Linked DNA regions of Mus musculus: all the other regions are linked to region 1. A link is a loop called in an ENCODE intact Hi-C map of the cell type or tissue named here. Cell type or tissue: heart. All regions are shown on one strand.

Region 1 (8,000 bases):
AATAGGCTATGTTATCATTAGAGGATCAGGTCTGTATCAGCCTTATATATAAAGATCACATCTGTACTCATAGGAATTACATCCATAAAACATTTTGGCCTTACGCCAAATTTGTTCATGTGGAACTCAGCACCAATGTCCTAAAGTTAGAGTTCAGATTTGTCTAACGAAACTTCCCATTAAATTTTTTACTTGAAAGCCTTGGGGTTTAGGAAGTGTTATTTTCCAAATAAAATGTTTAATTAGCGCCTAATTTAGAAAGCCAAAATGGTTGTTTATGGCCTCTGCCTGCCTCAAATTTAGAGACTACGAACGAGGCACGGACTCATTGAAAAATAACAACTGTTAGACAGTTGTCCCCAGCAGGGAAGGGTCTTTCCCCTTCGTGACTACAAAGCCTTTTTCAATGGAAACTCTTCCCAGCTAAAATACATTAGAAAAAGACAAGCCACAAAATGAGGGTTTTATATGGAAGAGAAAATGGGGGCAAACGTTCCCACCTACTTGCCAAACCAAAAAAGAAAAAAGAATAAGAAAGAAAAGAAATTCAGGTAGAACAATTTCAGATGCGAAGACTTCTAAAACATGTTTTTTGAGAACCTCAAAAACTAGTAAGACCACAGAAACATTAGTGAGATACCTGCTCTCCATAGATGACTGCCTGTGAAAACCACCTTTTCTGCCATTTTCTTGAGTGATAGGTAGTGTAGAAATGATATAGAATAATAGGTATTGATGATGTGTAGTATAGAGATGATACGGGATACTGATGAAGAATTTATACAACATAGAACATCGTACAATTTAATAGTCATCCAACATAAACTCATCCATTCATACGCGTCTAATCTGAGATTAGTTTTTAGATGACAGATCAACACGTGCCCACTGTGGGGAAACTGAAATGTCCCAGTCTCTCTATGACACACACTGCTTATGTTTTCAAAGATTGGAAGCTGACCAAATGGATTTTCCTGTGACAGCCAACCTATTTATAGTAGAATAAAAAAAAAAAAAGTGCTATATCACAGACTAATTTGTTAATAAGAAATGTCTCCATGGTGTCAAATGATGCCTAAAATATCCATTGCTTCATCACATGCTGCTGTGATCGCTGGACCTCTAAGTGACTTTTCTGCTAACTGTATGTTCATGTATTCAATTGTCTTAAGATTTGTTTCTGGAAATACACTGTCCCACTGAAAGGTTGCCTTTGAGCCTTTCCTTGCCTAAGTCAGTCTGTCTGGCTTGGTAACCCATGCGCTCATCTGACATGAGAGTCTGCACAATTCCCCACATACCAGAACACCTGCATAACATCTGATCAGTTCCCTATGGGAAAATGAAGCCCGTTGTAGTGGCTCCGTTGTAGTTCTCTGAGGTTGGTAGTGGGCTTTAAATGGCTCTCAACACTCTTGGTGACTGCGCTCAAAACTTCCTAGAAATACATGATTCCTTATTGCTTTTACTAGGTCTTGTATCTTCTTAAAAAAAAAAAAAAAAAAACCCTTTGTCCACATGTTGCTAAAAGAGCCACAGCTTAAAATTTAATTAATCAGATATGTTTCGTTTCTGCAGTGTTGAAATGCCTAAGTGTTTGATATCATTTGGATTAAATAACTAGATAATGGGATGAACTTTTCATTTTTCATGTTGCGATGTGGTTTGGCATAAGCTATGGATGCCTTTCAAAATACTTAATTGATATTGAAGTCATCATTTTTCCCCGTCTTCGAATTCCCCTGGCATGTCAAAATGTGTGCTGCCGGAGTCACATTATTTTAGGGAGCAAAATTAGTTATATTTAAATAAGATTTAAAACACACCTCTTTCAGCTTTGGGAAGTTCTATCCATGCTACACGCGGATTCCGAGTAATGGCCTGGAGTTACCTCTCCATAGAGAACAAAGTCACTTACTGAAGGGGTAACATTGTTATCTCTCCCTGGTGAACAAAGTCACTTGCTGGAGCGCTAACTGTTGTTCTGCCCAAAGAGATGAGCCATATATTTAATCAACACAACCTCAAGCAGGAAGGAACAAAATACTAGAGGTCCTTAGATGGCTCTAGCTTTCCCCAACCCCTCCAAAACACAGCCCTAAGACTGCTCACTATGCCAATCCCTTTTACAGATATGTGTGCTACAAGGCAATGCACAAGGTAGCATGGAATTGCAGCCTTTGCTTTTAATTCTTTGAAAGACTCTGTCTCTGTCTGTCTCTGTCTCTCTGTCTCTCTCTTTGTGTCTCTCTCTGTGTGTGTGTGTGTGTGTGTGTGTGTGTGTAAGGGAGCTTGGCATTTTCTACCATTCTTCAGTTACGAACCCCTTTCATCTGGCAGGGTAGGGGTTAAGCTACTTTCTAACATTATTATGAAAAAGCATCTTTAAAATATAGGCTGTTGAGCGCAATAACAAGTGGTCAACACCAGCAAACAGATTTGGGTGAAAGAAAAGGAAAACATGAAAGCCCAGTTACTCATTAGTGATTTCCCAATGTACCAAACAACACTGCACATCAAGTATCTACGAAGAGAGGATTGCAGGCAGGAACAAAAACAACAGAGGCTTCAATCAACTTCTCTGTGCAAACGGGACCATCAAATGTCTGACCTGGATCTACCAAACATCATTTAACAAAACAACAACAACAAACAAACAAAAAACAAAAAAACCACGGAGCAGAAGGAACACAGACAGTCTGGATGAGATCTATTTTTAAAAGATTCTTTTAAAAATAGAACAAACTTGAGGATAAAAAGACAGCTGAAGTGGTCATGACTGCAGTGTAATAGGCAGTTGCAGGGCACCAATGTGGTTTCCTGATTTAGCATGGTTGCTTTTTATAAAGTGTTTTCTTGATTGCATCCTTCTTGAAAATGGCTATTTAAGTAATTTTAGAATTAAAAAAAAAAACCTGAAAATGTGCAGTTAATTATAGTTACAATAGTTTTCATAGCAGACACATTTTTACCAACTAATGAGCAGAATTTATCCTGTGCACTTGTCCTCTAGACAATTTTAAAGTCACACAAACATCCTACCCTTCCCAAATCAGAGGACATTAATACAGTCCTGCAGATCTATAAAAGGTAACTTAGAAGGCCTTGCATGCTAAGTACTGAGAGGAACGCTTTGGTGACATAGACTTTTTTCTCTTTTATTTCCATAGGGAAGCATTTTGAGTGGTCGCTTCAGAAAATCAGTAGTCTTTATTTTTCATAATTTTATATTACTTTTTTTGAGTCTCTGAACTTCTACAAGAAATGTGTGGTATCTGCAGCACTCAGCATATCAGCCTTCTAAAATTCATGTCAAGAATACCTACGAACTTATTTTGTTGTGAAGTATGAATCCCATCACAAATGATTATCAGTTAGTATTGAAAGTCTTCTAAATACTTTGTTAATGTTTTAATATCAGTGATTACAGAAACACCATGATATGGATATTTGGGGTCTTTATACTCAAAACCTCAGGATACCAAATCTTATTAAAGTAATGATCGTGAGTACATTGACCCTTAGAGTTCTCCATTTACTTGGCAACTTTAAATACATTGGAACTGATCCCTTGTGTGCTCTGGCAACCAGGCAAGAACTTGTATGGAATTTTAAATGGTATACATCACACCACTATTATTACTACGGGCCACCGGAGCTACATCACACACCATTATTATTACTATGGGCCACGGGAGAATTGAAATACAAAAGAGTGCCTTTTCTCTACCGCTCTGTTATCAGAACTTACCTGCCCCGCAGCTTGCCAGGTAAAATTCATGGAGTGGATATTGACAGGAATGGCTGGCATTCTTTGTTGGGCTTTCCTGAAATCATGTGTAAAGGGGGCCATTTTCCCCTCCGAGACAATCAGAATGTCTTCTTCAAATCCTGTTGTGTAAATAATAAACAAACCTATCAAACTAGTTGCGTTTCTAAGAAACAGACGTTTCATGTAGAAAGCAAAACCCCTGGGAACCAGTGCAGGTCACTGCTTTTCATAAAGCACCTGCCTTTGATACCAACAACAGTACCAGAGTTATTTTTCCTCTCTCTGTGGTAAAAAAAAAAAAAAAAAAAAAAAAAAAAAAAAAAAAAAAAAGTGCTTACAGTGAAGTAAGCGGGTGCCACCGCTGGATTCCTGTTACAAATCTGCAGTCAGGACTAGCAACAGCAGGGCTGGGATGTTGGGTCGGCTTTGCTTTTTTGAGAAAAAAATCTCATAAGCCTCTAAATAGAGAATCCTGATTTTTAAAAAGAGGGGGCAGTCACCCTTGAAGTTGTTTTAAAACACACTCGGTGCACGTGTCTCCGCTCTAATGGAAAAACTGAGGACCACTGGGAAGGTGCAGATGCCGGACCTTACCTATGAGCACTCTAGCCTGATGGGCGTCGATCCACAGGTACAAGCTCTCCTCAGGTGGCTGCCCTGCATCCGCTCGCAGCAGGAGCAGGCAAGGTAGGATGCTCCAGAGCCGGAGCGCGAAAGCAGGGAAGGCTCTTCTCCGAGCCATGGTGCTCAGGACCTTCTCGCTGGTGGTGCAACTCCTGCCGCAGCGACCCAACCTGTGCTGCTTGTGAAGTTCTCGCCTTGGCTGCAGCTGGCGGGGCTGGAGCTGTTCCTACTTAAACGACTGGGCGTGCAAGTCTCCAGTCTCCGTTGCGAGTGAGCCTGGGAGTGCTGGAGAGGAGGGAGCAAGGAGGGAGTGGATGCGCGGCCGCGTAGAAAGAGGTGGGGGCTGGAGGGAGAGGGGGACGCAGAGACACGATGCTGGCAAAGCTGGCAATGCCAGCACGTCCCACAGCGCCAGCAGCTAGAGGAGCACACTCGAGAGGGAGGAACCGCGGGAACTGCTGGCAAAAGGCGAGCACTGAGAGCGGCCGGTGGTGTGCAGGCGGTCGCCACTAGGGAGCGCTGCGGAGCCGCGGGGGCGGGGCCGCGGTACCCGGTAGACCCCGCTCGCCTGCGCCAGGTGAATGAAAACGGGGACACAACCAAGAAACACACCCAAAGGGACTTCTGGGTCATCACTCAGGCCTCCTGCCGCCCGAAGAGACACGTGTGGATGGCCGGGGTGCTATAAACAAACAAACAAAAAAATCTGGGCTCGATTCGTGGTCAAAGATAAATTCCGTTTAACAGTGGAGCTAACGGAAAGCACATAGCCAGCCCACCCTTTCTCTTCGAACTACATTTCAGACTGCATCTCTGTGTGCCTGTCTGCAAACTCTGACTTCTCTAGCTGACAGTTTGCGCTCTCGCTCTCTCTCTCCTAGGAAGTTAAATACTGAGACTCCACAGGCTAGTCGGGCTACTGCAGGCGCTGGTCCTCGCAGGACGTTCATTTATTTCTGCACTGGACAGACACCCGACAGGTGGCGTGGTTTGTCTTCTTGATAACCCAGTTGCACCCGGAATAGTTCCCTAGGACCTCGATGATAGCTGTAATCCCTTTCCCCCCATCCCTGCTCTACGACGGTAGGACTCCCCTTAAAATTGGATTTGGGGGAAAACATTAGGAGGCTCACGCCCAGTCTCTGAAATCTTAGGCGCTTGAGGGTAAGACTGAGGGTCTGGTGGGAGAGCACTTAGCTAGCGGCGGCTTGCAGCATTACCTCTGCACGGAAGGCTTTTTTGCCTGCCTCCTTGAACGTACAGAGAAAGCAGAAACAAATGGTTTTTCAAAAACACAGAAAGTTTTCAGACCCCGGAAAAGCTTTGTTTACTTTTTTTTTTTTTTTTTTTTTTGCACCCAGTGGCTTTCTAGCAAATGCCCCCCAAGGATCTAGACTCTGGCGCTGGGCTGTGTTCCCTTCTGTCCTTTGTAGAGCGGTGGGTCTCTCAGCAGGGGATGGCAAAAACAGAAACTACAGAATAGAAGCCGGACTTGGACGCGTACATGTTCAACAAATGTTAGGTCACAAGCATATTTTTTTAAAAGAAGGAGGAATGGGAAGGGAGGAGGAGGAGGAGAGAAGGAGGAGGAGGAGGAGGAGGAGGAGGAGGAGGAGGAGGAAGAGGAGAAGAAGAGGAAGAAGAAGAAGAAGAAGAAGAAGAAGAAGAAGAAGAAGAAGAAGAAGAAGAAGAAGAAGAAGAAGAAACATGTGTTAAAACTGTGAAATCTGTGTAGGTATCTAACAGATTGGTAGGAAGGTATTGTGTTTGGGAGTTAGACACGAAGACTGTCCATTGTGACTGTGAACTCCATGAAGCTTCATTTTAAAAATTCTTCTCAGGCAGCTACTGTTACTACTCTCATTTTACTGATGGGGAACCAAAGCTTTAAAAGTCTAGTAAATTGACCGCAGATATTCAGCTGGTGAGTGACAAGAGTAGGAATTCAAATCACGATCGCTCTAACTTCAAAGCCCCTTCTTGCAAATCACAATTAAGACGGTTTGCCTCAAAAAAGCTTAACATCTACTCTTTCTTTAAAACAAAACATTTAAACTGGTTGTGGTAGCACAGGCTGTAATCTGGGGGCTAAAGAAGTAGAGGCAGAGGCATCAGGAGCTCATTGTTAATACTAATCGACATATGGAGTTTGAAGCCAGCCTGGGCTACCTGGGACTCTGTCTCAAAAAAACAAAAACAAAAACAACAAAAAACAAACAAAAAAGGATCTTTTCCCAACATTCTATTTTATTAATTAATTGTTGCAGTGAATATTAATTTATATAATGTTTTACTATATTAGGCAAACTTATAACCCTTTAATATTGTAAAAACAGTGTCATTCAGTTACAGGTAATAATTTCGCAACACAATAGACTCTTTTTGACTTGGAATGTGGTTTTCGTTGAAGGTTTTTCTTCCGTAGTATTGCTCAGACCTCCATGGCTCTTGGTGTAAGGACGCCCTCTACAGGTTGTTCTTGTCAAACGCCAGCTGAGAACTGAAAGGGGAACAAATTCTATCATAATACAGCTTCCTCCAAGTGAGGATTTTCCGTAGCAGTCGTCTTTGATGTTGAGACAGCAATTTATCCTGCTATCAAGAAATTTCCCCAATTCTGGACAATTGTTTTGTTAGGTGTGGTGGCAAATGCCTGTTATCCCCGCACTCAGAGGCTAAGGCAGGAGGGTTTCAGTGAAAATGAGGCCAGCCGAGGCTACTAGTGAATTCAAGTCCAGCTTAGACTACAGAGAAAGTAGCCTGTGTTATATCATCATTATCATCACCATCATCAGTGGCCACAGCAACAGCACCACCAATACTACCAACTACATTTTTCTGTTCACTTTTCTCCAACAGGAAACATACTGTATTTTTAGAGATACATAAAACGTTATTTAAAAATTATTGGTACTAGAGAGATAGCTAAGCCGGTGAGAGTCTTTACCCTTACTGATCAGGCGCGAGGACCAGAGTTCATATCCCTGGCAAACAAATAAAAAGCTGTCCGAGGTATTGTGCTCCTGTAACCCTAGTGCTGAGGCGCTGCAACAGGAGGATGCCTGGGACTTACTGGTGGCTAGCCTAGCTCTGGGTTAGTGAGAACTCCTGCCTCAGGGAGTAATTGAAAAGCGATTCAGCAAGACAGCTGATGTCCCCTCTGTCCTGTGTGCACCACATGCACATGTGTGCACACAAACACACACACGTGCACATGCTCACAACACACACCCATATACACACACATGCACACTCACACACAACATATACGCATGCACACACACTCACACATATACATGCTCACAACACACACTTATACACACTCACACACAACACACACAAACACTCACACACTCAAACACATATATACATACCTCACACACTCATAACACAAAATCTCACACAAACATGCTTACAATACACACTCCCCCACACCCAACATACCCATACACATTCACTCACATACACACTCACACACACACATTCACATACACTCACATACATTCACATATACAGTCACTCATACACACTCACATATGCAGTCACACACACACACACTCACTCACACCTAAATTTAAGCCAGCTGTGGTGGCACGTGACATCT
Region 2 (8,000 bases), 95 kb after region 1:
TCCAGCTGCATATGTAGCAGAAGATGGCATAGTCAGTCGGCCATCATTGGGAAGAGAGGCCCTTGGTCTTGCAAACTTTATATGCCCCAGTACAGGGGAACGCCAGGGCCAGGAAGTGGGAGTGGGTGGGTTGGGGAGCAGGGCGGGGGGAGGGTATAGGGGACTTTTGGGATAACATTTGAAATGTAAATGAAGAAAATATTTAATAAAAATTTTTTTAAAAAAGTCAGTTTGGGGGCTAGCAAGATCATGCATTGGATAAATGCACTTGCTGCCAAGCTTGACGGCCTGAGTTCAATCCCTGAGACTCGTGGTGCAAGAAGAGTCCTCTTACTGCCACATGTGAGCCATTGGATGCTCATGGCCATGCATGTATACACGCACGCACACACCCACACACACACACACACACACACACACACACACAGACACACACACACACTCAGAGTAAATAAATATATAAATTAGTGTTAAAAGTTTAAGAAAGTTTGGGAAAGTTCTTTTTGTTCTTTGAAGAATTTGAGTAGTAATTTTTTTCCTAATGAAGTAAGTAAGAAATGAATTATTCTTTCATGCCTGCCCAGGACCACACCAATTAGTGTTCCAGCACGAATGGAGAAGGACACATAAACCCCATACCTATTTGACTAGCTGTAGTCAGTGGCTGAGAGGAGGAGAATCAGTGCTCTTCAGGAAGCTCCCATGGCTGGTTGGCCATGTTCACGTGGTTAGTTCTAAACCCAGGCAACACTAGTGGCTTTGCTAAGTCACGCACAGGCAGTTTTTAGAAGGAGAGGGCGTGCGTTTAGAGGGGCGTTTGTTTGTGGAGGGTCAGGGGAAGACTTAGAGAAGCAGGGAGAGGTAGGTACAGTGAAAATACATTGTGCTCATTTCTGAAATCCTCAAAAAGGGAAAAATATGTATTTTTCTTTGAATGAAATGTTTGTCTGGTTTGTAGTATTGAAGCCATCATTTTCCTCACTGATCTTTATCTGTGTATTCTGTCCAGTTTTGAAAGTTGTTTATAGCAATCTACTCTCAACAGTGGTATGCTCTCCCTCCATCCTGCCTTTAATTCCTCTCTCTGCCTGTGGGCTCTCTAATGTGTGTATGCCAGTATAACTGCTGTATCTTCTGAGTGGATTGAGCTGCCTGTCTGTGTGACATCCTTAGTAGTTAGCTATTCCCATGGACTCTCTCTCCTCTATCCTTGTCAGCCTGTGTGTGTGCCCTTAAAGCTAAAGTGGGTTTCCTTTACATTCATCCATCAACCCAACGATTAGGTGCTTCTATTTTTATTTGACGTCTATTATTGACGGGACAGACTTTTTGTTGTTTCTACTTGCTTTCTCTCTGTATGGAAATTTTGTTTGTTGGTTTTTTTTTTTTTTAAGATTTATTTATTTATTTTAAGTACACTGTAGCTGTCTTCAGACACACCAGAAGAGGGCATCAGATCTCATTACAGATGGTTGTGAGCCACCATGTGGTTGCTGGGATTTGAACTCAGGGCCTCTGGAGAGCAAGCAGTCAGTGCTCTTAACCACTGAGCCATCTCTCCAGCCTGAAATTTTGTTTTCCTGTCGTACTTCTTTTTTGTATTTCTTTTGTAGTAAAATGCTTTAATTGCTTTTGAATTTATTATCCTCCTTTATGTTATCAATGTGTCTTTTAGATTGTATAACCATTAATGTTTATAGCTTTTTACATGAATATATTTATAGCTTTTAAAGCATAATTTTGTTCTTTAACTTGTATATTGTATTTGAAGTGTATATATCACTTTTACAATGTTTTGTATTTGTTTTGTATGAACCTTTATAAGTGAATTTTAAATTTATTTACCTTTATGTTGCTGCTTGCATCTTTCATTTAATATTAGATACCTTTTGGTATTTTTTATAAGACAGTTTAATGGTATTGAACTTCATAAATTTTGTTTATATGAGAACTATTTCTTCATATTTGAAGGTTAGTTTTCTGGATATGATATGATATGATAACCCTGGCTGGCAGGTGGGTGGGTGGGTTGGTTGGTTTTTCTTCCTCTCTCAGCACTTCATGTGTTTTATCTTACTATTCCGTAGGTTCTCCTATGTGATGAGCAGCTTTTCTCTTCTTTAAAAGTCTCTTTGCCTTTTGACAGTTTGATAATAATGGTGTGTGTATGTGTGTGGACATGTGTGTGATAATAATGGTATGTGTATGTGTGTGGACACGTGTGCATATGTGTGGGTAGATAAATGTGCAGGCTCACACGTGGGGAAGGAGGCCAGAGGTCAACATTGTCTTCTTCAATGGTCTCCTCCTTTCTCTAAAAATCCCAAGCTGCCTGCTTCACCTAAGCTATGTGGCCAGTATGCTCCAGGGACCGCCTCCTGGTCTGCTTCCCCAGCTCTGGGGACAGGCATGTGCCACTGAAGGCGGCAGTGTCTCCTGATGTGTTGCTCCTGTTATTTAGACTTAACATTCCTGCTTACTTGTTGGGTTTCTTCAATCTGAATGCATAATTCCTTACCCAAATTTGGGGGATTTTTTGATTCTTATATTTTCATTTTTTCTTCTCTTTTCTCATTTTATGCTTCCATAATATCTTGAGTGAAACACTTTGCCTTTTTTGTTCTTTTTAGTGTACCTCTAACTATTAACTGAATAATATCAAATGGTGGGGTTTGCTGATTCTTTTGTATATTCTTGAAAACGTGTAATTAATTTTCAATGAACTTTAGTTGTTCTGTTACACATGCCTGTCATCAAAAGTAAACCGAGTTGGGGTTTTGTTGTTGTTGAGACAGGGTTTCTCTGTATCCCTGGCCGCCCAGTCCTAGAAATAACCTTGTTGACTAGGCTGGCCTTGAACTCATCGGTTTTGCCTGCCTCTGCCTCCTGAGTGCTGGGATTAAGATGGCCTCCCTAGGTGAAAGTGGACTGAGTTTTTAGCTTACTGTATAATTTACATATGCACTACAGAAAGATGCAGCCGGTGTCTTCTAATCAAGATTAGACCTAGATTCAGACTCTAGCTCTGTGTATTTGTACTCTCCGTTAACCTTTCTGAATATTGACATTTTGAAAGTGAAATTTTAAAAAGTGTATATTTGTATGTGTATGAATGGCTTGCTTGCAATTATATATGTGCACCATTGGTGTGCTTGGCCCTTAGGGGTCAGAAGAGGGTACAGGCCCCTGGAATTATAGTTGAGGTTTTGAGCTGCTGCCATGTGGGTGCTGTGAATGGAACCTGGTCTTCTGTAGTTTTACGATGATTTTCCTAAAATTATTTTATACTTCCTAACAGTTGGATTTTGGCGGTGGTGGGTTTGGTCTGGTCTAGGTTTTGTGTTGCTGGCTTTTTTATTTTTTAAGACTTATTTATTATTTATATTTAAGTACGCTTATTTATTATTTATATGTAAGTACACTGGTGGTCTTCAGACACACCAGTAGAGGGCGTCAGATGTTATTACAGATGGTCGTGAGCCACCATGTGGTTGCTGGGATTTGAACTCAGGACATAAGAACAATCAGTGCTGAGCCATCTCTCCAGCCCCCATTTTGCTGGCTTTTTTGTTTGTTTCTGTTTCTGCAGTGCTAGGAATTGACCCTAGCAGATCAGACCTCTTGCCTTGCTAGGCAAGCATTCTCTCACTAAGATGTGTCCCCAGTTCCTGTTTCATGGTCCAGAATGAGGGCTGGGGTTACTTTTGTTTTTAACTCTATAGACTTTTTACTGCATATTATAAAAAGAGTCGAGATTCCATTTCTTAAAGTTATTTTCAAATATTAATACTCATTAGGTTCATATGTATGCACATCTGTGTTAGTCTATTTGGCCTCAGATTGTGAAATATATGTTTATCACATCATAGATGCAGTTTCGAGAGCTGCCAATAATACCCCCCCAATCAATAAACAGGATGGGGGGGGGTGTCAAAAATAAAGTCTCAAATTCTAGACAAGTCTCTTAAGGATTTCTTAAAATAGTGTTTTATTTTCAGTAAAAATTACCATCATAATTTAATTCTCATGAGAAATAAAGGGAAAAAGTTTTAAATTCACTGTATAATAGTAACCTATGGTAGTATTTGATCTAGCTTTCTTTAGTCTTTTAAAATTAGTATGACTATAAATATTCCTATTACAAATATTCATGTGTTTATCCTTAGAATCACATACATTTGCCTCTCCCATTAAGCAGCTTAAGTTTTTAAATTGCTGGGTAATATTTTACTATGTAACTAATGTGCATTGACGTTTTTTCTAGTCATTTCCTTAGGAAATAGTCCTGAAAAGGAAATTACTTTTTCAAAGAGCCTGAGCTTTATAAAATTCTTTTGATAATGTTCATATTACTTCCTAATCTAGAATGACAGTTTGAGCGTAGCCTAGCCCCAGTTGACTTTTTTTTATCTGTGCAGCAGTATAAGAAACCCCTACTTGGTATCAGACAAGGACTGTAAGGTATACACAGCAAGCTTTCTGTTTATGGAGAATTCTTGTACATTTCATTTCTAGGTATTTCTAGGTACTTATATTATGATTTCATCTGCACAAAGTGAACACTTTGGGATACAGTAGCAAATGAGGCAGCCACTCCCACCACTCCTCCAGTGCTCACCAGCATCCCTGGCTTCTGGTTCATGGTACAGAAGTCCCAGCACGGAGCTTCTGTTTTGTTGACTTTGACAAATTACATTTTATTAGTATTTCCTTACTCTTTCTCCTTCAAAAGGAGTTTTAATAAGCGTATTTATATAGATATATTTCTGACTTACCAAGTGCTTTCATTGAGCTTTCGTAGTTTGGTAGTGTTGGGAAAGTTGAGAGGTCCCTCTGGTGGAGCACGTAGGAAACACACGATGTGTTTGTAGCTGGAGCACTCACGGCATCCCTGTGGGCCGGCTGACGAGTGCTGCCTCGGTTTCTAAGGTGCTTTCAAAACCCGATGGACTTCTGACACAATGCACAATACCTAAGATCTGTGAAGACTTAATGGGAAAGTAGAACTTTGTGAACGTGCCGAGTGCTGGCAGATAAGAGTTTACGGTTCAGCCTGGCCCCTTGATCTCTCTCTGTTGGTGAGGCTTTATGTGGGGATGAAGGGTTTTCAAGAGGCCTGTGACGCGACAGGGCGGGTTACTCTGAGCAGAAGTTCTCTCTTCTGGAGACAGTGTGTCTGGACATGCGGTGTCTGCGCCATCGCCACTTTCCCAACCTCATTCCAGTTTGCTTGTCTTTCCATCTTGATGCCTTCATCCTTTCTCAGTTCTCATTATGCAGAGTTAAATCTTCTAGTAGAAATTTGGTAAAAGGAAAAGAAGTATTTTAAAAAGTGAGGCAGTGAGACTTGTATAATCGTTTTTTTTAAGTATGCACTTTATGCCGTGTGCTGGTCTCAAGTTCAACTTCATCTAACAAGGTGGAGGACAGGAAACCTACTTTATGAACAAATTAAAGCTTAGAGGTATAATAACTGGGTCACCCGGCTAGACTGTGACCAGCCTAGGAGTAGAGAGCGTGTCCTCCGTGTAACATCGTTGTACTTCTTTGAGGATCAGCTAGGTCCATAACCCGTCAGTTCCAGTGTGGATAAGCAGTTGACACTTTAAAGTTGTTGTGAACACCTTGACGTGGCAGTTAACAATGGCTACATGTCATCGATAGCGTACACCTCACTAAGTATGTTGTGCATATGTAGTTTGTAATGGAACTGAAATCTAGTCTCAGATCTGCTGGATACAGAAGTCAAGTTTCCATTGAATCAATGGTTAAGTCTAGTTTTTGTTTGTTTTTAAAGGCAGGGTCTACTGTGCAGCACTGGCTGTCCTGGAGCTCACTGTGTAGACCTGGCTGATCTCTGCCTCTGCCTCCTGAGTCCTGGGATTAAAGAGATCCATCAGCATGCCTCGCACAGCGTTGTTTCTTGGCGTATAGCATATAGCATCTCAAAAACAAACTGCAGTCTCTAGGTGGAGGTGCATAGAGCTGTCTCTGCCTGGCAGCTCCTTTGCATGGGCGGCCCCATCACATTTCTAATTCTTGGTTGTATTCTTTTGTTTTCTTTTTCTTTTTTTAAAGTATAGAACAGAATTTATTCAGGGCATGGGGAGAGGAGTTAAGAGGGTAGTAGAGGCAGAGAGAGAGTAGAGAAGTAGAAGAGTAGAGGAATAGAGACTGGCCATGAGCACTTGGAGAGGGGGGGGGGAGGTTATATTCCTTTAATATACTGTATGCATGTACATTTACACACACTTCCCTTTCCAGGTGCACTTGGTCTTTAAAATAACTGCTGAAAATTTATGTTTTAAAACATTATCAGATGCTTCAAATGTAAGTTAAATTTCAGAGTACGAAAGCAATTGAAGTTTGGTTCAGTCAGTTGTGAGACCAACAAGCCAGGACTGCATAGCCAGACCATTTCAAAAGTAGATAATACTGTTTTATGTAAAAGACCCGGCTTCTTTTGTAACACAGAAAGATGATGGTAAGAAGGGTGAAGGCTATATTCTATAAAGCAAATTCAAACAGATGGCCTGTAAGCCACCTTTATTATCTTAAAAATCCTAGCAAAAGTTTTGTGTCAGTCATTTATGATCCCTGGCAGTGAGCGGTGCTTTGTAGAATTTGGTATGTTTGCAGATCAGATGTATTAAAGCAAAATTGCCGGTGAATTAGGAAGTCGAAGTGTGGTCCAATGAAAACAATTTCCAGTGTCATTGGAGAATCTATTGGTAAAATAATTCAGTGGACATTTCTAAAATCATTTTTAAAAGAGATTTCTAAAACTTCAAACACAGCCTTTGCACTATAGAAAGTGCATAAAGTGATCCTTTGTAAAGGGCTTTATTAGCATAGGAGACCTCAGCTGCTTGGTTTAGTGTTGTGCTTGTAGTTTCTAGCAAAAGAGCTGGTGCGGTGTGGATCATAATTAAATATATATTGTATTAAGATAAACAGATGTTTTTTGTTTTTCAAGACAGGGTTTCTTTGTATAGCCCTGGCTGTCCTGGAAGTCACTTTGTAGACCAGGCTGGCCTCAAACAAAGAAATCCGCCTGCTTCTGCCTCTGAGTGCTGGGATTAAAGGCGTGCGCCATCAGATTTTTTTTTTTTTTAAAAAGTTGTTTAAGATATGGGGGCTGGTGAGATGGCTCAGTGGGTAAGAGCACCCGACTGCTCTCCCGAAGGTCAGGAGTTCAAATCCCAGCAACCACATGGTGGCTCATAACCATCTGTAACAAGATCTGACGCCCTCTTCTGGAGTGTCTGAAGACAGCTACAGTGTACTTACATATAATAAATAAATAAATCTTTAAAAAAAAAAAAAAAAAAAAAGATATGTTTAAGAACTTGAATAGGGGGCTAGAGAGATGGCTCAGCGGTTAAGAGCACTGACTGTTCTTTCAGAGGTCCTGAGTTCAGTTCCCAGCAACCACATGGTGGCTCCCAACCATCTGTAATGGGATCGGATGCCCTCTTCAGGTGTGACTGAAGAAATGTACTCATACACATAAAATAAAGAATTCTTAAAAGAAATTGAATAGGGTTTGGGTGAACAGTGCTAGTATATTGGCTTACCCAGCATGTGTATGGTCCCACTTTTTGATCCCTAGAGCCAATGGAAGAAAAGTAAATGTTTGGAGTTTATTAAAGTACAAAATACATATACAGTGGATACAAATTGGCTGAAAAAAGGAGTTTTCATGTGTGTGTGAGACCCTCTTTTCCACGATAAGCGGAATTGTAGCATGGTGTATAAGATACAGCGCCATGCATTGTTATCTGACTGTCCTGGCTTCAGTGTGCACCCAGGCCATGCGCTGGCCTGGCGATGACCTGGCTCAGGAGGAAAGGTGACACAAGCATGAGAACCTCAGTGTGGTCTCCAGAGCCCACATTCAACACAGGGTACAGTGGCTCTGCTCGGTGGTAGCGGGAAGAGGGGCAGGCAAAGACACTTGCATGGGGAACCTCACTGCTCAGTCCTCTAACTGAATGTCA
Region 3 (8,000 bases), 160 kb after region 1:
AAATTTGAAATTTTACTTTTTGTCAAAGTAAAGAAATATATGTATGTGTGTATGTATATATATATATATATATATACATACACACATACGTACATACATAAATACATACATACATATATAAGGTCACTAAAGTGTAATTCCTGAAGTAGAAAAAAAATCATTCTTGTGAAGTTATGTGTTTAATGGTCTCACCTTTCCATATTCTAAACTAAGTTAATTAAATTCTGTAATTGTATAACTCTTTCTCCCTCCTCCCTCCTCTCCATCCCCCCCCCTCATTTCCATACTCTTCTCCTCCTCTTCCTCCTTTTGTTTTCCTTCAGGATAGGGAATGTAAAATTCATGCGCTGTGCTATATGGTGTTATAACACATTTCATTTAATGCAAACTTTAATGAAATAACTATTATTATAATCCATATTTTAATGGTAAGGAAACTAAAGATCTGTAGAGATCTCTAGGAAATGGGATATTTTAGGGAGGAACTGAGCAGTGGGTCATAATCAGAACATAATATCTATCTATCTATCTATCTATCCATCCATTCATTCATTCATTCATTCATTCATTCAAATGGTATAGGTTGGCTGTCTCCTAAGAGCCAGGCGCCGAGGGAGGCACTAGAAATAATAAAGAATGTGAGAGTCAGAGTCTGTTGAAGGCTGGAGCTCTACAAGCAGCAAGAGAAGTGACTCTGATAGGTCTTAAAAGTGGGATAGATTGGTCGAACCGTTCTCTGGTGATGGGGATGAGTCTTGGAGCATGTTAAGTCGTGTTTGCACGTGAGCAGAGTCAGTACCCAGGGCGCGTGCAGCAGACAGCCGGGCAGATGTGAGGGGGATCAGATCGGAAGCGAATGGCTCTGCTCGGAGCAGCAGAACTTCTGCTAGAGTTGGTTCCCCCTCCTAGGTCAGAAGAGAAGGATACATTTAGGCCGCAGAATGGAAACAGAGCTGTGGTCAGTTAGTGTCCCCTGGGTAGCAGTGGTTTCAGTAGAACCAGGAAATCACGCCTGCAATCTTGGTGATGTGTAGTTGGGAATATTTTGGAACACAATCAGAAATATAGAAATAAGAATAAATTAGTGAAGAAAGAAAGAAAGAAAGGAAGAGAGAGAGGGGGGGGGGGAGGGAGGGAGGGAGGAAGGAAGGAAGGAGCTGAGTTTTGTTTTGAGGCAGGATCTTATCCTGTACACCAGGCTGGCCAGGTTCTCATGTAGCCTGGGCTGGCCTTGCACTCAACATAATCCTCCTGCCTCAGTAATCCTCACAAATCTGAAGCTAGCCTGGGCTACTTAGTGAGACCTTGCCACACAAATGATACCATAGACATAGATACTTTAACTTACAGTCCCAGGCCAAGAATTATAGAACCAATTCAGACAACGTTAGGAAGTGTTTTTCTTTGGATGAAAAGGTCATTTGGAGCACAGTATGCTTTTCCTATGTTAATTTTATTTTTATAAAAAAGATCTGCAAAGGCGCTAAGCAATACCTTCCAGTGTCACCTCTCTGTCTCACTCCACTGAGGTGGCTTCAAATCATTATTTTTTGACACTTCTATAATTTTGATATAGTCATAGCAATGTATATTGGCTTTTCAAACTTGGGTAATATCCAGATATTTGATAGCTAAGGGTTCCTCTTCCATTGCTTTTGTAGTTTGTCTACCAGTGTTTACTAGTCTATTGATGCTGTGATCTGTCTATTGTTCATTTTACAGCACCCGTGTATTTACTGCTTAGCCTGTGATAGCCCAGAGACTAGCTGTGCTGTGGTAGAGAGAGACACAGCAGAGGGACTCAGACACTACAGAAACTTATTTTTCTCTCATGTGCCAGGTCAAACTTGGCAACCGTCTTTGGTTCGTGGCTTTATAGCCTGGCCTTCTTCATCAAGCCACTTCTGTTTGGGGCTTACACATGCTTATGAACTGTGAACCATGTCCCAGGAGTGGGGGACATGAAATTGAAAGCAAGCGACTTCGCCTTTAAAGTCCCTCTGACAGGTCACACCGTCTACAGACTTACGTTTTCTTTCCCACGGTTCAGTGGCATATTCCAATCTAGTTACTGGGAGACTGAGACCTGTGACTGTATGCTGAGCTAACATCCCAGGGGGTTCTGTTATACAGGGAAGATGGACTTTAGGGAGCCATTTTATGGTCAAGTTGTGCTTCACAAGATGAAGAGCCTGATGCCTTCAGACTTGCTTCTGATTGCCCTTCTGGCTTTCTTTGCTAAATCCTTTTTGTTCTCATGTGTGAAGAATGCTGCTGGTGTTTGCAGTGTGTTCAGAAACAGCCAAGTATCTGTCCATGGGTTATTTTTTTTTAAATAACATAATATATGTGTATATATATAAAATTAAAAAATAACATATATATAGCTTATATTGTTATGACATGTGTATATGTGTGTGGGTACACAGGTGTGTGCATTTGAGTGTGTATATGCAGTGTGTATGTGTGTGTGAGTGTGCATGAATGTGTATATGGTGTGTGAGTGCACATATGTCTGTGTATGTGTGTGTTGTGTGGTATGTGTGTATTTGCATGAGTGTGTGTGTATAGTGTGTGAGTGTGTATGTGTGGCATGTGTATAAGTGTGTGTCTGTGTCTGGTGTTGTGTGTGTTGTTATTGTTGTTGCTGGCTGCTTATTTTTAGGTTGAAAAAAAAATGGAACGGTTTCTATGATTGCTTAACCTTAGGGTTGGAGTAACTAAAGTTACTGGCAAATATGTTGTTTTTTCCTTGTATTTATTGATTGGCTACAATGCGAGCATCGTGTCTGTGTGCCCTTGTGTGCAGGCTCCCCTCTTGTGGAATCAGTAAGATGCTGCAGCGGATGTGGTTAGTGCTTGTGGAGCCATTTTGGGATAAAGGATTTCATTCATTCATTCATTCATTCATCCATCCATCCATCCATCCATCCATCCATTCATTCAACTTTTACCAACTTTGCCATGGAGTGACTGGCCGCTTTGCTTTCTGAAGGACTGGGGCAGAGTTACCTCTCTGTGGTGAAACAGCAATTGTCTGGTCTTCAGTGTCTTTATCTAGGAGGCAAGTCCTCTCCTGCCACCATAAGAGGAGCTTTGGGACAGTCAGTAACGAGGTGATTAATGGGAGAGCGACCGTAGGCTTTCTGTGACGTTCCATGACCTTGGCGGTGGACTTCTCATGTTTCTGGAATGCGTTTTCTGAAATAGGTACAGTAATCTTTAGCACCAGAATTCCTGTCCGTGAGGATTAAACATATATTATTTTAAATTGTATTGGGGGCGGGAGTAGGGGTAGATACGCATGAATTCAGGTGCTCCTGGGGCCAGGGGTACGTGATCGCCACGGAGGAGCGGCTGTTACAAGTAGTTGTGACGTGACTACTGGGAACTAATTTGGCTCCCCTAGAAGAAAAATGTTCCCTCTTCACTTCGGGGCTCTCTCCAGACCAAAGGAATTTTTAATATAGTAGAGGAGATTAAAATAGACTTTCTTCTGGCTCCATCACTTGCTGCCCTGGCACGTCAAACAAGTTCTTATCCGAACGGTAATTCTTGCTGGAACAAACTATTGCAGATACCAAGGGCTGCACATGCTGAAGGCTCCCTTCTTGTTTGCATTGCATACTCTCTGTGGGCCAGATGGGAGTTCTATTCCTTGTTCCCTTCCTCCGGGGTCATGGTTAACAGAGCTGCTCTGGACTAACCGTAGAGCTGGGATTATTACAGAAGAAAAGCAAACGTTGTATGGTTTCACACCAACAGCTAAGAGGCTCGGGAAAGCGCCACTTTGACCAACTCTGCAGCTTATGTATTGCTTGGAACGTGTCGTGTGGCCTCTCCACCACCAGGGGGCAGCAGGAGGAACCGCATTCCTAGCGTGGGAAGTGGAGAGCCAGAAATAACCAGAGAATAGCAAGCAGTAGGAGTAGCTACCTCGGAATCACACGTTCAGACTCACAGAGTTCGGACACTTGAATCCGGTTACTATTCATGGTAATATGAAATGCACGCGTGCAAATATTTAAATAACATGAAGTAGATTAGCTTATGAAGTTATAAAACGATAGGGAAGTTCCTGCGAATAAAAGCACACAGCACACACACAAGCAGATAGCACTGTTATCTAGAAACCTTTAGAAAACGAGGCACTGGGGGCTTTGAGGAAGGTCAGCTCTAGAGCTTTATAGCTCTCTGTCAGATTGCAAGCATCTGGAAGGTAAAGATTAAGTATGAGAGAGTAAGCAAACAGAAACCCAGAGGGAGTCGAAGGACCAGGCTGGGATAAAAGGAATAGTGTTTGAGATACAGACACGGTTTCTGCAAAGGGAGAAAGTGACCATCAGCCATAGGAGATGCCGCCAGGGGGCGCTGCGCCTCTGTTCCGTGGGATCTGTAGTGTTAATGTAGGGGTGCCATGTGCCTCTCTAATGACTGATATCACAAGCTCTATGTTTACGGAGGAGGCTTGCAAACCTCAGCGTAAAACACCTCATTGAAGCGTAGCGTGGTCAGTGAGGGTCTTAGTGTGATCTCAAGGACTCGAAAAGGAAAACCAGAACAGCAGAAAGAAACAATTGAAAAACCAGATCTAAACTGGGCCTGGCGAGGCCGAGGGGCACGAGGTGGAGGCCTGCCTGGGATATAGACTGTGCTAAAGGCCGGCAAGACCCCATTTCACATAAAAAGCGACAGAAATGCCTGGGATGAAGTGTGGTGACAGAGGGATTGTCTAGAAGGGGCAGGGCCCTAGGTTCAGTCTCCAGTCGTCCTCCCCCTGAAAGTATTTTTTTTTTTACATTAAAAATTAAACTGCTTTATGTGGGTTTTTCTGTCTTGTCGATGCTTTTTATATACCAAGAAAAGAAACAGGGCATCTGAGTTCAGATCGCTAAAACCCATGTGAAGACAAAGTGTAGCTGAAATACACATATAACACAGAACACATATAAACTGCGACATCAATGGCCCCGTTAGAACAGTGCATAGGTACATTTTGCACTGTGGTAGAAAAAAAGACATTTTAAAGCAGCAGTTCTCAACTTTCCTAATTTTAGTTTGAAAATGGTTCGGAAGACTGGGGCACTCTTAAAACCCAGGCTTCCGCGCATCAGAGTTAGCAGAGGTGGTGCCATCACTACCTATCCAGCCGCTGACTTCACAGAGGCAGCAGCTAAAGGAGCTGCCCATCCATTCAGCCAATGACAGTTGAACATAAAGTATGTCAGGCCCCATGCCCATGAACACAATGTTTCCAGTTGGACTTTATAGCAGGCATTTTAGTTAGAGGTTCAGAGATGCTATGGTAACATTTCTACTAAGGGAAATGGGGAAAGTGGGGGTTTGAGAGACTGCACGGGTCAGTGGAGCATTTTCTGTCAAGGGTGGTCTTTATTTTAAGATTGCTTTCCTGAGCTGGGCAGTGGTGGCACACACCTTTAACCCCCAGCACTTGGAAGGCAGAGGCAGGTGGATTTCTGAGTTGGAGGCCAGCCTGGTTTACAGAGTGAGTTCCAGGACAGCCAGGGCTACACAGAGAAACCCTGTAAGATTGCTTTCTTGGTTCTTGCTGTCAGCACACCTTTTTTTTCAGGAGAGAAAGAAGACCGTGGTGAGATCTGAGTGTTATGTTTTTAAAAATTGCCCTCGACAACATTCTAATTTGCAATCGGCTTTTGGCGTTGGGGGGAGAGCATTTCACCAGCTTGTGAAAACCCCTCACGTACACAGTTCTTTGCATTTGTTGGCGAGGGATCCGACCTTCAGGGCTGACACTTCAAGTCCACGGGTACAGTCAGCTCTATCTGGAACTAATTATCAGCTTGGTGAATTCTCTGGATTCCCTGGTAATGCTCTCTCTTGCTAGTACATTGTTCAACTGCAGGGCAGAGAGGAAAACGGGGGAGTCGGAGAAGACCCAAACCAAAACCACTCGCAAACTGAGTTCAGTCATGATCTGGACGTTAGAATTCTGAGGCAGTCGGGGTATTAGATAGGAAAGTAGAAATCTTTGAAAATCATAAGGTGTTTGAATTATCTTTGAATTTTTAGTGAGGGTGCTTTTCAGCATCCCACCTGTTACAGCCCTGGCTGGCAATCATACACTGTCACAGATTTCAATTCCTTTTAGCACCATTAGCAAAGCAGCTGGGGGAGACAACACTGGAAATGAGATGCCCAGAACAACCAGTTTTATAGGTTAATCATTTACATTGAGTCTTCTACTCAGGAAGTGACTGAGTGCTTGGTTGTCATGTGCTGGGTAGTGAGATACAAAAAGGTCCCCTCCCTGCCCTGCAGCGTTAATTTAGAAGAGGCAAGAGTGCAAACCACACCAGTATCCTGAAAACTGCCATAGGAGAGCCGGGGGCTCGTCAGGCGTTCTGTAGGGTCAGCGCTGGGAAAGCTATGCTGTGACCAGCAGATGGTGGGAAACAGTATCAGAGAGCATGGACTCGCAACGGAGGCTTGTTCTGGGGAAACCGTGAGCAGTGCATCCAGCAGGGCCATGGGACAGGATAGGATGTGGTGAGAAACACAGGAAGAAGGCATGGAGTTAGATGGATGGGGAGGAGGGGTCTGGGAGGACCTGGGAAGAGTTGAGCAGAGGTGAAACCAGGATCAGAATGTACTGATGGGAGATTTAGTTTTCGTAAATGTTTTCCGGCTCATGTAATACTAAGCAAATATCTGACAGCTAACTTTTTTTTAAAAAAACATATACCACATACTAGGAGAGGTCCCTTTAGCTAATTGCTCTTTTGAACTGCTATTTTAGAGTCGGAGAAGCAAAGGTAAGTAACTTGTCCAAGGTCATACAAGCAGTTACAGAGACAGACAGAGTTCCAGCCAGGCAGTCCGGCAACAAAGCTAGCACACATCCACGGTGACAGGCATCTTTCTGGGAATGGGTTGTGTATTTTACATCTGTCGTCAGGGTCCGTTTTCTATTGCAAGTGTAAAAATACACACTCCTCCCTCTCTTCCCTCAAAACCTCAGTCCCAAAATATTGTTTACCATGCTCCTGTTCCCGGACCGGACACATTAAAGGCGCATCTCGTGGGTGCTTCTGTTGGACGGAGCTAAGCAGGGCATGCAGACACAGGTGGGCAGAACTGCCTTTCAGTCCATGGCTCAGACACATATTCCCAGGGTGCTGGGCACTTCACAAGCATTCTGTAAACTTGCCCACCTTCTCTAACATACTTGTGAGCATTCACGTAATTAAGGCTGTATCAGTGCCCAGCCTATAACACGGGAGATTTGTGAGTGGCTCACACCATGACAGGTTGTGTTCCTTCGTTCTTCCACATCCGAAAAGCCAAGGTGTCTGTGTCAGTAACTCTATCCATTGCTGCACTGCTTGGTGTTAGTATAGCACTTCCAGGGTCGACTTTAAGCACCAAAAAGGAAACAAAGCAGTTTAAACGCCCCCAAACTGGGCAAGACCAATTTGCCACTAGATGGCGCTCTGGCTATTTGGGTAGGGGAAAAAAAAAAAAAAAGATCGAGTAAGGACTATTAAATCACAGCCACTTTGAGCCCCTGGTATTTGCAGTCCTAGGCTTTTAATTGTAGCCGGCATCTTTGTTCTTTGCCTGACCTGCGGAGTGACGTCACTGCCTTGCTTCCTGTGTGCTGGCTTTGACACAAGCCAGATGGCCACAGTGATCCGTAGGCGCCCAGGCCGCCTGGTACAGCGGTTGATGAAACGGAATAGGAAGGCATTTTATGGTCAGCTGCGGGAGCACTGAGAGGCCGCAGCTTTGCTAAGTAATTACATTTACCGCACATACTTTATCCCTCATGGGGAAGGGTCTCATGGAGGGGGAAAAAAAAACTTACATTTTTATTTACGGCGTTGTGAGGTATAGACCTTTGATCTTTTATTAGCCAGTAGTCTGCTACAAAGGCATGCAGTCTTTGCCTGCTCCGCAGTCACTCGTGAAAATGACATCTTTATTTATGTCTAACGGTTCTCAGGCTGCGCATTGTGATT

What was found. Hi-C counts contacts between places; a loop is a spot of excess contacts. Peaks named below come from ENCODE experiments on the same cell type or tissue, not always from the same donor. Only the 100,000 strongest peaks of a DNase experiment are listed, where the experiment ranks them.
Region 2: it touches region 1 in a loop (8-fold over the local background); 20 of 42 quality-filtered maps call a loop at or near these places.
Region 3: a loop joins it to region 1, with 2.8 times the contacts of the local background. A loop is called at or near these places in 5 of 42 quality-filtered maps.

The regions. Positions count from the first base shown.
Region 1 is chr10:121,030,857-121,038,856 of GRCm38, reverse strand. Wif1 (Wnt inhibitory factor 1) reads right to left here and starts at 4,853. Exons shown (of 10, transcript NM_011915.2): 1 at 4,367-4,853; 2 at 3,752-3,891. The coding sequence starts at 4,514. In heart, CTCF peaks have their summits at 4,906 (motif pointing right), 5,381 and 6,862 (motif pointing left); DNase peaks (open chromatin) are centred at 4,906 and 5,366; H3K4me3 peaks cover 1,999 bases; H3K27ac peaks cover 1,024 bases; H3K27me3 peaks cover 900 bases.
Region 2 is chr10:120,935,406-120,943,405 of GRCm38, reverse strand. All of the region lies in intron 4 of Lemd3 (LEM domain containing 3), which reads left to right. Among named protein-coding and RNA genes, the nearest start is that of Gm50589, 27 kb to the left of the region's middle. In heart, CTCF peaks have their summits at 3,446 (motif pointing right), 4,639 and 4,839; no DNase peak of the experiment used is centred here; H3K4me3 peaks cover 330 bases.
Region 3 is chr10:120,872,232-120,880,231 of GRCm38, reverse strand. All of the region lies in intron 1 of Msrb3 (methionine sulfoxide reductase B3), which reads left to right. Among named protein-coding and RNA genes, the nearest start is that of Gm15910, 19 kb to the right of the region's middle. In heart, CTCF peaks have their summits at 3,829 (motif pointing right), 4,367 (motif pointing right) and 7,458 (motif pointing right); DNase peaks (open chromatin) are centred at 3,461, 3,841 and 7,651; H3K4me3 peaks cover 1,758 bases; H3K27ac peaks cover 5,196 bases.